2 separate regions of the Homo sapiens genome follow, and region 1 is linked to region 2. A link is a loop called in an ENCODE intact Hi-C map of the cell type or tissue named here. Cell type or tissue: MCF 10A. All regions are shown on one strand. Each heading gives the region's core, and the rest is flanking DNA. Links, peaks and the distances in the headings are about the cores only.

Region 1 (5,000 bases), core at 1-5,000, 830 kb before region 2:
TGCAGGCATGTTGAGAGAAACCTCAGGTGCTTGCTTCCAGTGACTGACAGTGTAAAGTAACTGTGCTAGTGCTTCTTGATTTTTACCAGTGATTAGTGTCCTGATTTCTTCAACAAATAAATTTCAGGGGAAAAAATGAGATGGAGAGGAACATATAGATTAAGAGGGAATTTTAAATTTTATCAACCAGTACAGTATATGGAACTTATTTAGATCTTGATCCAAATGAACTATACAAAACACTTGACAGTTGAGACAGCTGGAAATTAGTGTGATAATGGTTTCATGGCATTTTTTAAAAAGTCATCATCTTTTAGAGATGTGTACAGAAATAATTGCGGATCATTATGGGATTTAGAAGTGGGGTGTAGATGAAACAGAATTGGTCACGAGTGGATAACTGTTGAAACTGAGTGATGTATGCATGGGGATTAATAATTGTGTTTTTGAATGTTTAATTTTTCCCATAATAAAACATTTTTTAATCCAGGAAAAGAGTTTTATTTCTAGTACCTTATTTTAATGCCTTTTCTTCTGCCCTCTAGCCTATTGTTTCCTTGCATAAACCTGTCCTCTTTGCTGACATACCTGAGTCCTTGTTTGGGATAGTGCCTGTCCTTCCAGTCCTTCCCCACCCACATCCTAGAAGCAGACCTCTTTTTAGCACTCCCTAATTGAGTCACCATCCTGGGTGTGCTGGGAAAGTATCTGTGGGAAACTCAATGACTATATTATCTGAAAGACCAAATGCTTGGTGAAGTGCCCAGATTTTTAATACTGCTTTTCTGCTACCCTTCCAGACTTATATCTGTCCCCTTCTTTATAACTCTCAGCATCTGGTTCTTCCTTTGGGATTCTGTGTGGCTTTGTTCTTGTCCTTTAGGTTTGTTCATTAATGCCAGTTTGCCCTGTCCCTCCTTACAGCTTGCACATCTGTAATGGTCTAGTTCTGTGGGATTTTGCAGATAGTTGTATATTTTGGCCAAGGTATCAGTGATACGGTTACCTTTGGGCAGGGATAACTGCTATTCGGTTGGCATGATATTTTTTCCTTCTATAATGTATACCTTAGTGATTGTTTTAAAGTGCTGAATTTATCCCTTATGTATATTACAACCATGAAGAATATAAATCAGAAGTCCTCCATTTGGGCAGCTTCTTATATTAACACTTATATTAACATTAAGACCCTCTTACTGTCTCCTCTTCCCAGAATTAGAGAGTTGATGTAGTGCTTAATAGACATGGCTTATTGTATGCTAGGTGAACTTGGCAATTCCATAGCTATGTTACCCTCACAGAAAGTTATTTCCTGGAGAGATTATTAAGTGTTCTGATCTTTCATATATGCCTGAGAGATCTAAGATTCTTCCACAAAGACCCTATTTCTTCAGAGAAAACTATAGTGATGCCAGAGTCTTTTTTTTTTTTTTTTTAACAACTTGTGATTTTTGTGCACCTGTGTTGTATGTGTTGCCATTATCTCACTTTAGGGACGTTGGATAAACTGGCGTATTTGTGCAGCCTCATTTAAGTAGTGGCAACCATTAATGACTTGTACCCACAAGTTTTTCCAGATAATTTCTGTTTTTTCCACCTTTCTTACATGTTCTTTTTTAGTCATAGGTACTTGGCTTACTCAAGGGAGGTGTAGCGTAAGATAAAGATAATGGAGGGTGTTCCCTGTAGAATAGGTACAAATGCTGCAGGCTTTATCTTGGGCAGAGCAAGTAGGGTTTTGGTCCTGAGTAAGTGAGTGAGGTTAGGTGGAGCTGCCTGTCTTCCAGCCGTGCGGATACAACTGACTCAGTCCGTGTTCTCAACAGTTTTTGAAAAGCCCATTTTTCTATCCCACTTACTCCCACCTGCAGTTCTTTAAGAACGTAGTTTCCAGGATGTCAGGCAACTCCCCACTCCTCCATTTCCTGTTTGTGGTCTTCATTGAGAGACGCCTTAAACAGGAATTCCTGGGGAAGTGCAGGCTATAGCGGTGGGATTCCGGGGGTCATTAGTCCATTATTGAAGCTGGGGAATCATGTACTATAAAAGGACCTCCCTTCCGTTCTGTTGTCTCCTAGAAACTATTACTGATCATAACCAAGCAGTAACTGCAACTCAGGGCTGTTGACTTGTGCCCTTTGTCTTTAGAGACTGAAAATTATTTTCCCTTCTTGTGCCTCAGTTTCTATTAGTTGAATTTTAGAGCTCAACATCAAGATTTGTGACAAAATTAACTTGGACTCTGTAGGACTGATTCGTTTGAAATGCAAAAGTAGTGAAGAACATAAAACAGACTCCCTATCTTGGCCGCCAGGGGGTGCCCTTTCCCTTCGCTTTACTGTCTGGCACTCCCCACCGCATTCAGCCATTTTAGACAGATTGTTTTTGCTCCCAGCTAACTCCATTTTGTATTTGTGACGCAGGAATAAAAAAAGGAGTTAGGCAAAGGAGGAGTCTGGTTTGCAGAGGGAGGGAGACTGGCTGAGGCGCAGCTACGTACTCTTTTACTCAGCAGTTGCTCATCAGGGACACACCTTGCTGCAGGCTGCCTGCATCCTGAGCAATCGATGCCGCAAGTCCTTGCCAGCGGAGCACAGAGCAAAATGGTTTGGCTGCCGGACACCTACTAACAGTGACAGAGTGCTAGCTTTTGAGGCAGCAGGCCAGGGCATCCCCTCTGCCTCATCTAGACTCTAATCCTGGGTTTAGGTGTTTTTGCTACAGAGATGTTTAGGGCAGTTTTCTTAATTATAGGATCAGATAAGAAAAGATACCCCCAAAAAAAGAAGAAAAAAAGGAACCCCTTTCACTTAGCTGTCTGGGAAGAATCAAATGCCCCAAGGACTCTAGGGAAATGGTCCTGAATTTTTTTAAAAAATGTTATTTTTGAAACCGTGAAAAAAATGCACGCACACATACACACATATATGTAAAGAGACTAGTATGAACACCCCTATGTCCATCACCCATTTAAAAAACTTAATCAACAGCTAGTCTTGTTTCATATACCTGTATCAACTTTGTCTTTGCCACCCATTATTTTTACATGTATCCTTGTTCATATTATTTAATCCTTAAGCAGTTCAGAATGTGTGTCAAAAAAATTAGGACTTTTAAAAGAAGATAATTACTACCATTATCACATTTAAAAAATTCTTTATCATCAGATAGCCAGTTAGTATTAAATTTCCCAAATTATCTTATGATAGTTGTTTTTTTTAATAGTTCATTTGAATCAGAGCCAAATAAAGTCTACACATTGCAGTTGGTTGATGTCTCTATAGGTTCTCTCTTATGCTCTTTTTTATTTTTTATTTTGCAATTTATTTATAGACTTAATTTCTTTTAAAAAGATCTCTGCCAGGCGCGGTGACTCACGCCTGTAATCCCAGCACTTTGGGAGGCCGAGGCGGGCGGATCACGTGAGGTTGGGAGTTTGAGACCAGCCTGGCCAATATGGCGAAACCTCGTCTCTACTAAAAATACAAAAATTAGCCGGGCCGCCTGGTGGCGCATGCCTGTAATTCCAGCTACTCGGGAGGCTGAGGCAGGAGAATTGCTTGAACCCGGGAGGCGGAGGTTGTGGTGAGCCAAGATTGCACCACTGCACTCAAGCCTGGGTGACAGAGTGAGACTCCATTTCAAAAAATAAATAAATAAATAAATAAAAAGAAGATCTCTCAGGTTGGGACTGAGAAGATACAAAGCCAGACTTCCCTTCTTGCCAGAGCAGAGCCTCTTCTTTAGGATTTCCCACAGAGGCTATTGGTGACCAAGTGAAGGAGCAATGCCCTGCCACCTTCAGAGGGAGAAAGGGCTGGACTCTTACTTTTCTCCTGACGTGATAATCTGTTACCCAAAGTCTTGAGAAAAGTTTGCACACTGCCGTCAACGGAGAACATGGTCATAGAAGTGGGCCTCACCCGTTCTAAGAATTAAAGGAGAGCTTTTAAGCTTTGGGACAACTGTGTTTGGCCACTGTGTAATAGCTGCATCCCTATGGTGATTCTAGAGTATCAGCTTTTTTTTTCCCGAATACTTTTTTTACTTAAGTAGCAGCTTTCTCCCTGGTAAGACTCAATGAATTAACAGCACTTCATGGACTTTTACAGAAAGAAAAAATATAATACTGTGTTGGGGCCGGGGGGGATGTGGTGAAAAGTCCTTTATGGCTTCAGGATTATAATATCGCTAGTCCTTCCCTTGACCTTTTTGGAGATACTCCCTGAGACTGACTTAGATGCAAATGATCAGATGAAAGTTCTTGCTTAATATTCTTCTCCCACTTCTGAAATGGGTCAGTGACTCTGACTTTCAGCAGCCACAGCAAGCAGTCTATTCCCTTGCCCAAGGGAAGGGCACAGGTGATAGAAGGGAATTAGCAGGGTCTGGCTTCTTGGCAAGGCTGGCAGGACACTCGTAGAGTCTGGTCTGTGGAGACTAGATTGGCCCCATGTCTAGTTTGGAAACTATAGTTCCCACTAGCAAAAGGTTTAGAATCTGCTGAATAGGTCAGGATTGCAGCAGCTAGAAATACGGATCCTGGCACGGCCACTTTTTAACCACATAGCTAGGTGTAAGGGTCTCTCTTTTCTACTATTGTTTGTTGAGAGTCACAGCCTTTGCAGAAAAAATTTTCCTCTTTTCCTTTGTGCTAAGGTGCTATCTATACCCACCTATTTTGGTCCCTTATTTCACACAATTCTGTAAACTGAAATTACTCAGCCCTTGATGTTGTTTTTAGGGTGAGGGACAGCATGAGGCCTTTGTTCTGGACTTCTCATCTTTGCTCTTATGAAAATGGGGGCTGGAACCCAAGCATTGATAAGGTTGTATATTAGGTGCTTTAGTATCTGGATGATTAATTAGTGCACCATTCCTGTAAGAAGGCTGGGAAGGCAGCAAATGGGAGCATTCTATGGGTTCTACATTTGACTGCCTGTCTTTACTGCTGGTTGTCAGTGGGAGTTCTTCCTAACCCACCGTCAAAGTTGAACCAG
Region 2 (7,684 bases), core at 1,466-6,465:
AAAGAGCAAGACTCTGTCTCAAAAATAATAATAATAGTAATAGAAATATTAATAAATAAATAAAAATCAGGTAAACAGGGCTGGGCACAATGGTGCATGCCTACAGTCTCAGCACTGGAGAGGTTGAAGCAAAAGGATCACTTGAGCCCAGGAATTCAAGGCTGTTGCCACTATGATTATACCTGTGAATGGCTACTATACTGCAGCCTGGGCAACATAGCAAGACCATCTTCTCTAAATACAATAAAAATAAATAAGATAAACAATCAGGTGAATGGTTAATTCCAAAAGAAAGTGAAGGGATTGTAAAAATCAAAAGAGAGAGAGGGTTTCTGGGATGTTGGCAATGTTTTCTTACCTTAGTAGTGATTATATGGATTCATTTTATAAGCATTTATTTAAATCTATGTATTTACCTCATGAATTTTCTGCATGTATGTTATATCTCACAGTTTAAAAATGTTTAATTAGTGAACAGTAGAAAATTGATACAGTCATCATAAGCATACATGCATCTACAATACAGTCTTGAACTACATCAAATAGGAAAAAATACATAAATCACCAATTGTAGTTGGAAATGTTTTAATATGCATCTCTAAGGACTGTAGATCACATAGACCTGAAAATAGTATGGATATGAATGAGCTGAAAAGAAAAACAATTTTAAAAATATGTAGACCCAAAATAAACAGGCATTATTTTTGAATATATATATAACACTTACAACAATAGACCATGTGTTAGGCTATAAATTCCACAGATCTGATCCCATTCAGACAATGTTCTCCTATTACAATGCATCCTGGAATTAACATTTGTAAAAACAATAGCTAAAATAAAATCCCATGTGTTTGGAAACTAAATAACATATTACTAAATAAGATTCTGCTTAAAAAATACTTAGAAGTGAATGAAACACTACATGAAGAATTTGTGTACTACAACTAAAGCAGTACTTAAAGGTAAACTTGCAGTTTTAAATACACTAATGATTAAGAAAGATTAAAATCAAATGAGCTGCCACAGGAGATACAACCTCACACCCTTCAGGATAGCTGCTATCAATCACACACACACACACACACACACACACAGAGAGAGAGAGAATAAGTGTTAGTGAAGACATGGAGAAATTGAAGCATTTCTGCACTATTGGTGGGAATGTAAAGTGATACAGCTGCTATGGAAAACAGTACAGCAGTCACTTAAATAATTAAAAGTACAATTACCATATAACCCAGCAATTCCACTTCTGGGTATATACCCAAAGGAATTGAAAGCAGAAACACAAACAGATATTTGTACACTCATGTTCATAGCAGCATTGTTCATAATAGGCAAGAGGTCAAAACAACCCAAATGTCCATTGATGGACAATGACTAAACAAAACATTCCATTTTAATAGTATTCCATTGTAGTATTCACATACAATAAAATATTATTTATCCTTTTTCAAAAGGAATGAAATTGTAGTACATGATACAACGTGGATGAACCTTAAGAACATTGTGCTGGCTGGGTGCGGTGGCTCATGCCTGTAATCCCAGGAGAATCATGGGGTCAGGAGATCGACACCATCCTGGCTAACAGAGTGAAACCCAGTCTCTAGTAAAGTTACAAAAAATTAGCAGGACATGGTGGCAGGAGGCTGAAGTCCCAGCTACTTGGGAGGCTCAGGCAGGAGAATCGCTTGAACCCAGGAGGTGGAGGTTGCAGTAAGCCGAGATTGTGCCACTGCACTCCAGCCTGGGTGACTGAGCCAGACTCCATCTCAAAACAAAACAAAACAAAACAAAATAAAACATAGTGCTAAGTGAAATAAACGAGTCACAAAAAGACAACTACTGTATGATTCCACTTCTATGAGATACCTAGAGTAGTCAAATTTATAGAGACGGAAAGCAGAATGGCAGTTGCCAGGGATTAGGGATAGAGGGAGGTGGAGAGTTATTAGTTAATGGGTATAGAGTTTCAGTTTTGAAAGATGAAGAGTTCTGGAGATGGATAGTGGTGATGGTTGCAAAACGGTGTGAATGTACCTACCACCACTGAGCTGAACATTTTAAAATGGTTCATATGCCAAATTTTATATTCTGTGTAGTTTACCACAATTAAAATTTTTTATGGAAAACAAAAACAAATGTTCTGGCTTCCAGATTCCTATAGAACAACACCAGTTACCTAAATTTGAATCTCTCCACACATCCTATAAACAAACAAAACTAAGGAGAACGAATAAAACCATCCATGGCTACAATATAATTTACAGACAGAGAAAATTATAAACCCCATTTTATATAAAAGCAGGTATATACATCCAAAACCAGCAGATCCAGTTACAGAGCCATGCTCTAGAAGAGAAGCCAAGATGGCACAGAAAGGCTAAACCACCACCAGAAAAAGAGAGTCCCATCTTGAGTGGAGAAATACTGACAATACGTCCGAGATCTGGTAGATGAAAGAACTGAGACAGATTTTAAAAGGGGGTGAAATTGTTTGAGACTGGCAATGGCAATGTTGCAAAGGCAAGAGGAAAGGCAGGAAGAAAGAGGCGACTTGAAGGGGAGGTACCCCTTCAGGGCTTGATGGTGAAGAAAAACGAAGCAAGCAATGAGTAAGAGTCCCAGGCTGGGCGCAGTCGCTGACTCCTATAAACCCAACACTATGGGAGGCCGAGGTGGGCAGATCTCTTGAGCTCAGGAACTCGAGACCAGCCTGGGCAACATGGTGAGACCCCCATCTCTACAAAAATAAAATAAAATAAAATACTAAATTTAGCCAGGCGAGGTAGTGCGCACCTGTGGTCCCAGCTACTCGGGAGGAGGCTGAGGCAGGAGGATCGCTTGAGCCCAGGAGGCAGAGGTTGCTGTGAGCAGAGATGGAGCCGCTGCACTCCAGCCTGGGAGACAGAGACAGGCTGTGTCTCGAAAAGAAAAAGAAAAAGAAAGTTAAGAGTCCCACAGAAATGAAACAGAATCACAAAATCAGAAGACATCAGCCAGTGCGCCACTCTAAAAAAAGAGGGCACTCTTGAACTAAGAAAGCTGGTAAGGCACCCAACCTCCTGCCTCATTTGCAGTTGCTGAAACTGGAAAATAAAATATTACAAAATGCACAGAAAATTGCAGACATATTATATAGAAAAAATTTAAGTGAAAATCTATATTTTCTAAAAAAAAAAAACTCAACATGATACCAGAAACCTGAAACATAATATTCCAGCCAAAATTAAATAACCTTAAACAATAATTTGGTAACATGAAAAAAAATGCCATGAATCAGAAAAATAACTCAGAACAGAAATGGACAAAGAACGAAATAACTAAGAAAACAGTTTGTTAAAAAAAAAAAAGCAGGAGAAATAGAAGAATAAAAAAATCAGAAAAAAAAACTAAATTATAAGATGTTCGAAGAGGAAGAGCTTTTACTTAAAATATAATAACTGGTATTGAGGAAAGGTATTAACACAGCCAATAAAATAAAAATAAAATCAAAAGAAAGCAATTCAGCCGGGTGCAGTGGCTCACGCCTGTAATCCCAGCACTTCGGGAGGCCGAGGCGGGTGGATCACAAGGTCAGGAGTTCGAGACCAGCTTGGCCATTATGGTGAAACCCTGTCTTTACTAAAAATACAAAAATTAGCCAGGTATGGTGGCATGTGCCTGTAGTCCCAGCTACTCAGGAGGCTGAGGCAGGAGAATCGCTTGAAAAAAGGAGATGGAAGTTGCAGTGAGCGGAGATCGCACCATTGCACTCCATCCTGGGCAACAGAGTGAGATTCCATCTGAAAAAAAAAAAAGCCATTCAAAGGATCAGACAGAAAGTGGCGTTGGTGTAGAGGCAAAGATCCAACATACATTGCAGTCCCTGAAGAAGAATAAAACAATGGAACCGATGTAATCTTCAAAACTATAATAAAAGAAACTTGGGTCTACATATCGAAAGGAAACCTAGGAAAAATTATATGGAATGATCAAGTCTGAGGTATATCTTAGAGCATCCATTAGATTTGAAAGAAAAACTCCTGTGGGCCTCAGGCAAAAAGGACAAGAAGATACAAATATACAGGTAACTGTTAGAACAAACACGTGAACATTACTGAACACTGAAAAAACTTTAAAAGTTAAGAGTTTGGTTGTGTTTGGATTTTAAGCACTTCCTTGCTTTCTAGCACTACGAGGTGCTCCGTGTCCATTTCTATATTTCCTGCCCACTACTAAAATCAGCCATTTCTCCAAGAAACCCTGGATCCTTTTATTATGGAAAGTGAGCTGAACTTCAGCAGTAAGAGGGCTGGAGAGCGCCCGCGGGTCTCGAACAACCCAGAGAGGTGGTTTGATGACACGCGAAGTAACCGCTGAGCTAAAGCCAGCCCAGAGGTTGCTTTCGGATTGTATTTTCTTGACTGGTGAGAAAGACCTACGTCACAAAGAGTGAGTCAAAACAACGGTGCTTTAGCTTGACTCAGCGACCTGGACTGTCCAATCCGCCGCTATCTCCAGGCAATTGCAGAGTGTCCATCTGGGGACATACAGCAGTGACAAGTACTCAGCCTTCCTCTAACCCCTGGAGAGCTCTTCCGCGGTTGTGCCCCCGGTTTATTCTCTCCTCAGCAGTCACCTGGTCCACAACTCTCCACACGCCCCCACCTCCTTTGCCTCCAGCTTTTGCGCTCCCAAAACAACCACGCAGGGTCACTTTGTGATCAAATCGACTTTTACAAGTAGAGCTTGGGTCATAAGAGTGGAGTCTTTACAAGGTGTAAATTGTATTTCAGACCTTATCTTAGAACTTCGCTGCTAAACTAGATAAACCTTACATCCTCTCCCCAGGGGAAACTTCCTGCGGCGCTTTTTTTTTTTTTTTTTTTTGACAGAATACCCCTCTGTCACCCTGTCACCCAGGCTGCAGTGCAATGGCCCCATCTAGGCTCAACCCATACGCCCCTCTTAGCCTTCCCAGTAGCTAGGACTACAGGCAGTCCACCATGCCCAACTAATTTTTTTTTTCCTGAGACGGATTCTCCACGCCGTTGCCCAAGCTGGATTGCAGTGGCAACAACTCGGCTCACTGCAGCCTCCGCCTCCCAGGTTCAAGCGATTCTCATGCCTCATCCTCCCAAGTAGTTGGGACTACAGGCATGCGCCACCACACCCAGCTAATTTTTATATTTTTTAGTAGAGAGGAAGTTTCACCATGTTGGCCAGGCTGGTCTCGAACTCCTGACCTCAGGTGATCCGCTTGCCTCGGCCTCCCAAAGGGCTGAGATTACAGGCTTCAGCCACCATGCCCAGCCTTTCTTGTTTTGTTTTGTTTTGTCTTTTTGTAGAGACAGGCTCTTGCTATGTTGCCAAGGTTGACCTGGAACTGGCCTCAACAGATCCTTCCACCTTGGCCACCCAAAGCGCTAGGATTACCCGTGTGAGCCTCCATGCCTGGCCTAAAAATTATTTCCATTTTTAATACTACAGTAACATCTATTATTTTTATGTGCACTGTAAACAGCTAATCTTTCTTCCCCAAATTCCTACTTTTCTCCAATTAACCACTGTTTATATTTCAATGTGTATCCTTCCAGTCCTTTCCCTCAATCTGTATATTTAACTGTATACAAAACATAAGGTTTTTCTTGGCTTGCTGGGAATCTTGGTTGTTGGATATTGTTTACTTAACAGCATGTCTTGGAGATCCTTCCAGTCACTGCATATAAACCTAAATCACTTGTATTGTAACAGCTGCATTATATTCAAGTATAAATGTACTAGTTTTAAGTTTCACTATCATAAAGCTGCAGTGATACACATCTTGGTACATATATGTACACATACACAAGTATGTTGTTAGAATATATGCTGGATTAAAGAATCTGCACACATATTTGGAGAAAGTTATGGGAGAAATGCAAGAGGCCTTGAGGGTGCCTGAAGCCGTAGGATCATCTTTAGTAATAAGGATCATCTTTTGTTCCCCAGGTACTCTGAAGGGCAATTCCACCAGAATGTACATTCCATGACATCTGGGACTTTGATGCATTGCCCCAGACGATAATACCAGTACCTACAGCATGTTCACCTAAGCACTGGTCAAGTGGATATTCCTCAACCAGAATGCAAACATTTCCATTGGTTTTAGAAAGCCCTGAAACAAGCTTCTCTTTGAGATTTCTGAGTTATCTGGGAGATTGCTGTGGGCTCTTGAATTTCCATTCCATTTCCTTTCCTAAGACACCAACTTGAGCACCTCCAAACACCCCCATGACTTAGGTCCCTTTGAGACTCAAACCACTTACCAGTCCCAAAAGAGTTTAAAGATTCTGAAATTCAGAATTGCATTTTAGAAGTGACCAGAGATGGCCAGGCGCCGTGGCTCATGCCTGTAATCCCAGCACTTTGAGAGGCCAAGGCGGGCGGATCACGAGGTCAGGAGATCGAGAATATCCTGGCTAACACGGTGAAACCCCATCTCTACTAAAAAAAAAAAAAAAAAAAAAAAAATTAGCCGGATGTGGTGGCTGGCGCCTGTAGCCCCAGTTACTCGGGAGACTGAGGCAGGAGAATGGCATGAACCCGGGAGGCGGAGCTTACAGTGAGCCGAGATCGCGCCTGTGCACTCCAGCCTGGGCACAGAGCAAGACTCCGTCTCAAACAAAAAAAAAAAAAGAAAAAAGAAAAAAAAAAGAAGTGACCAGAGGTAAGCTCCACTGTACCAAAAAAGGAACGACATCCTTTGAAGCTAAATTAAACTAGATGGTTTCCTGAAGAATGAGACTGGGTGCGGTGGCTCAGGCATGTAATCCCAGGACTTTGGGAGGCCGAGGCAGGCAGATCATTTGAGGTCAGGAGTTCAAGACCAGCCTGGCCAACATGGTGAAACCCCATATGTACTAAAAATACAAAAAAATTAACCAGGCATAGTGGTGGGCGACTGTAATCCCAGCTACTCAGGAGGCTAAGGCGGGAGAATCCCTTGAACCCGGGAGGCGGACGTTGCAGTGAGCTGAGATACCCCCACTGCACTCCCGCCTGGGTGAAAGAGCAAGACTCTGTCTCAAAAATAATACCAGTAATAATAATAAATCAATAAAAATCAGGTAAATGGAGCTGGGCAGAATGGTGCATGCCTAGAGTCCCTGCAACTCGGGAGGCTGAGGCAGAAGGATCACTCGAGCCCAGGAGTTCAAGGCTGTTGCCTGCTATAATTATACTTGTGAATGGCTACTGTACTGCAGCCTGGGCAACATAGCAAGACCCTCTTCTCTAAATAAAATAAAATAAATAAAATTAAAAAATCAGGTGAATGGTTAATTCCAAAAGTGAAGGGGTTGTGAAAATCAAAAGAGAGATACAGGGTTTCTGGAATGTTGGCAACGTTTTCTTATCCTTAGTAGTGATTATATGGATTATATAGTAGTGATTATATGGATTCATTTTATAAGTATTTAAATTTACGTATATACCTCATAAACTTTCTGCATGTTTATCTCACAGTGTTAAAATGCTTAATTAATTAACTGTAGAAAATTGATACAATCATCATAAGCATACATGCATCCAATATACAATCTTGAACTATATCAAACAAACAGGAAAAAATACATAAATCACCAATTGTAGTTGGAAATGTTTTAACATGCATCTCTAAGAACTGTAGATCACATAGAACTGAAAATAGTATGGATAT

The links. A loop is a pair of places that touch in the nucleus more often than their neighbours do. Peaks named below come from ENCODE experiments on the same cell type or tissue, not always from the same donor. Only the 100,000 strongest peaks of a DNase experiment are listed, where the experiment ranks them.
Region 1: a loop joins it to region 2, with 6 times the contacts of the local background. A loop is called at or near these places in 4 of 110 quality-filtered maps.

What each region holds. Positions count from the first base shown.
Region 1 is chr5:141,555,353-141,560,352 of GRCh38, reverse strand. All of the region lies in intron 18 of DIAPH1 (diaphanous related formin 1), which reads left to right. It overlaps DIAPH1-AS1 (DIAPH1 antisense RNA 1), which reads right to left and starts at 2,042. Exons shown (of 3, transcript NR_038333.1): 1 at 1,866-2,042. RefSeq lists enhancers at 2,157-2,451, 2,212-3,064. In MCF 10A, for the core only: CTCF peaks have their summits at 2,317 (motif pointing right) and 3,550; DNase peaks (open chromatin) are centred at 672, 1,912 and 2,392.
Region 2 is chr5:140,722,853-140,730,536 of GRCh38, reverse strand. All of the region lies in intron 1 of LOC105378198 (a long non-coding RNA gene), which reads right to left. It also overlaps VTRNA1-3. Among named protein-coding and RNA genes, the nearest start is that of ZMAT2, 26 kb to the right of the region's middle. RefSeq lists an enhancer at 4,299-4,593. In MCF 10A, for the core only: no CTCF peak of the experiment used is centred there; a DNase peak (open chromatin) is centred at 4,386.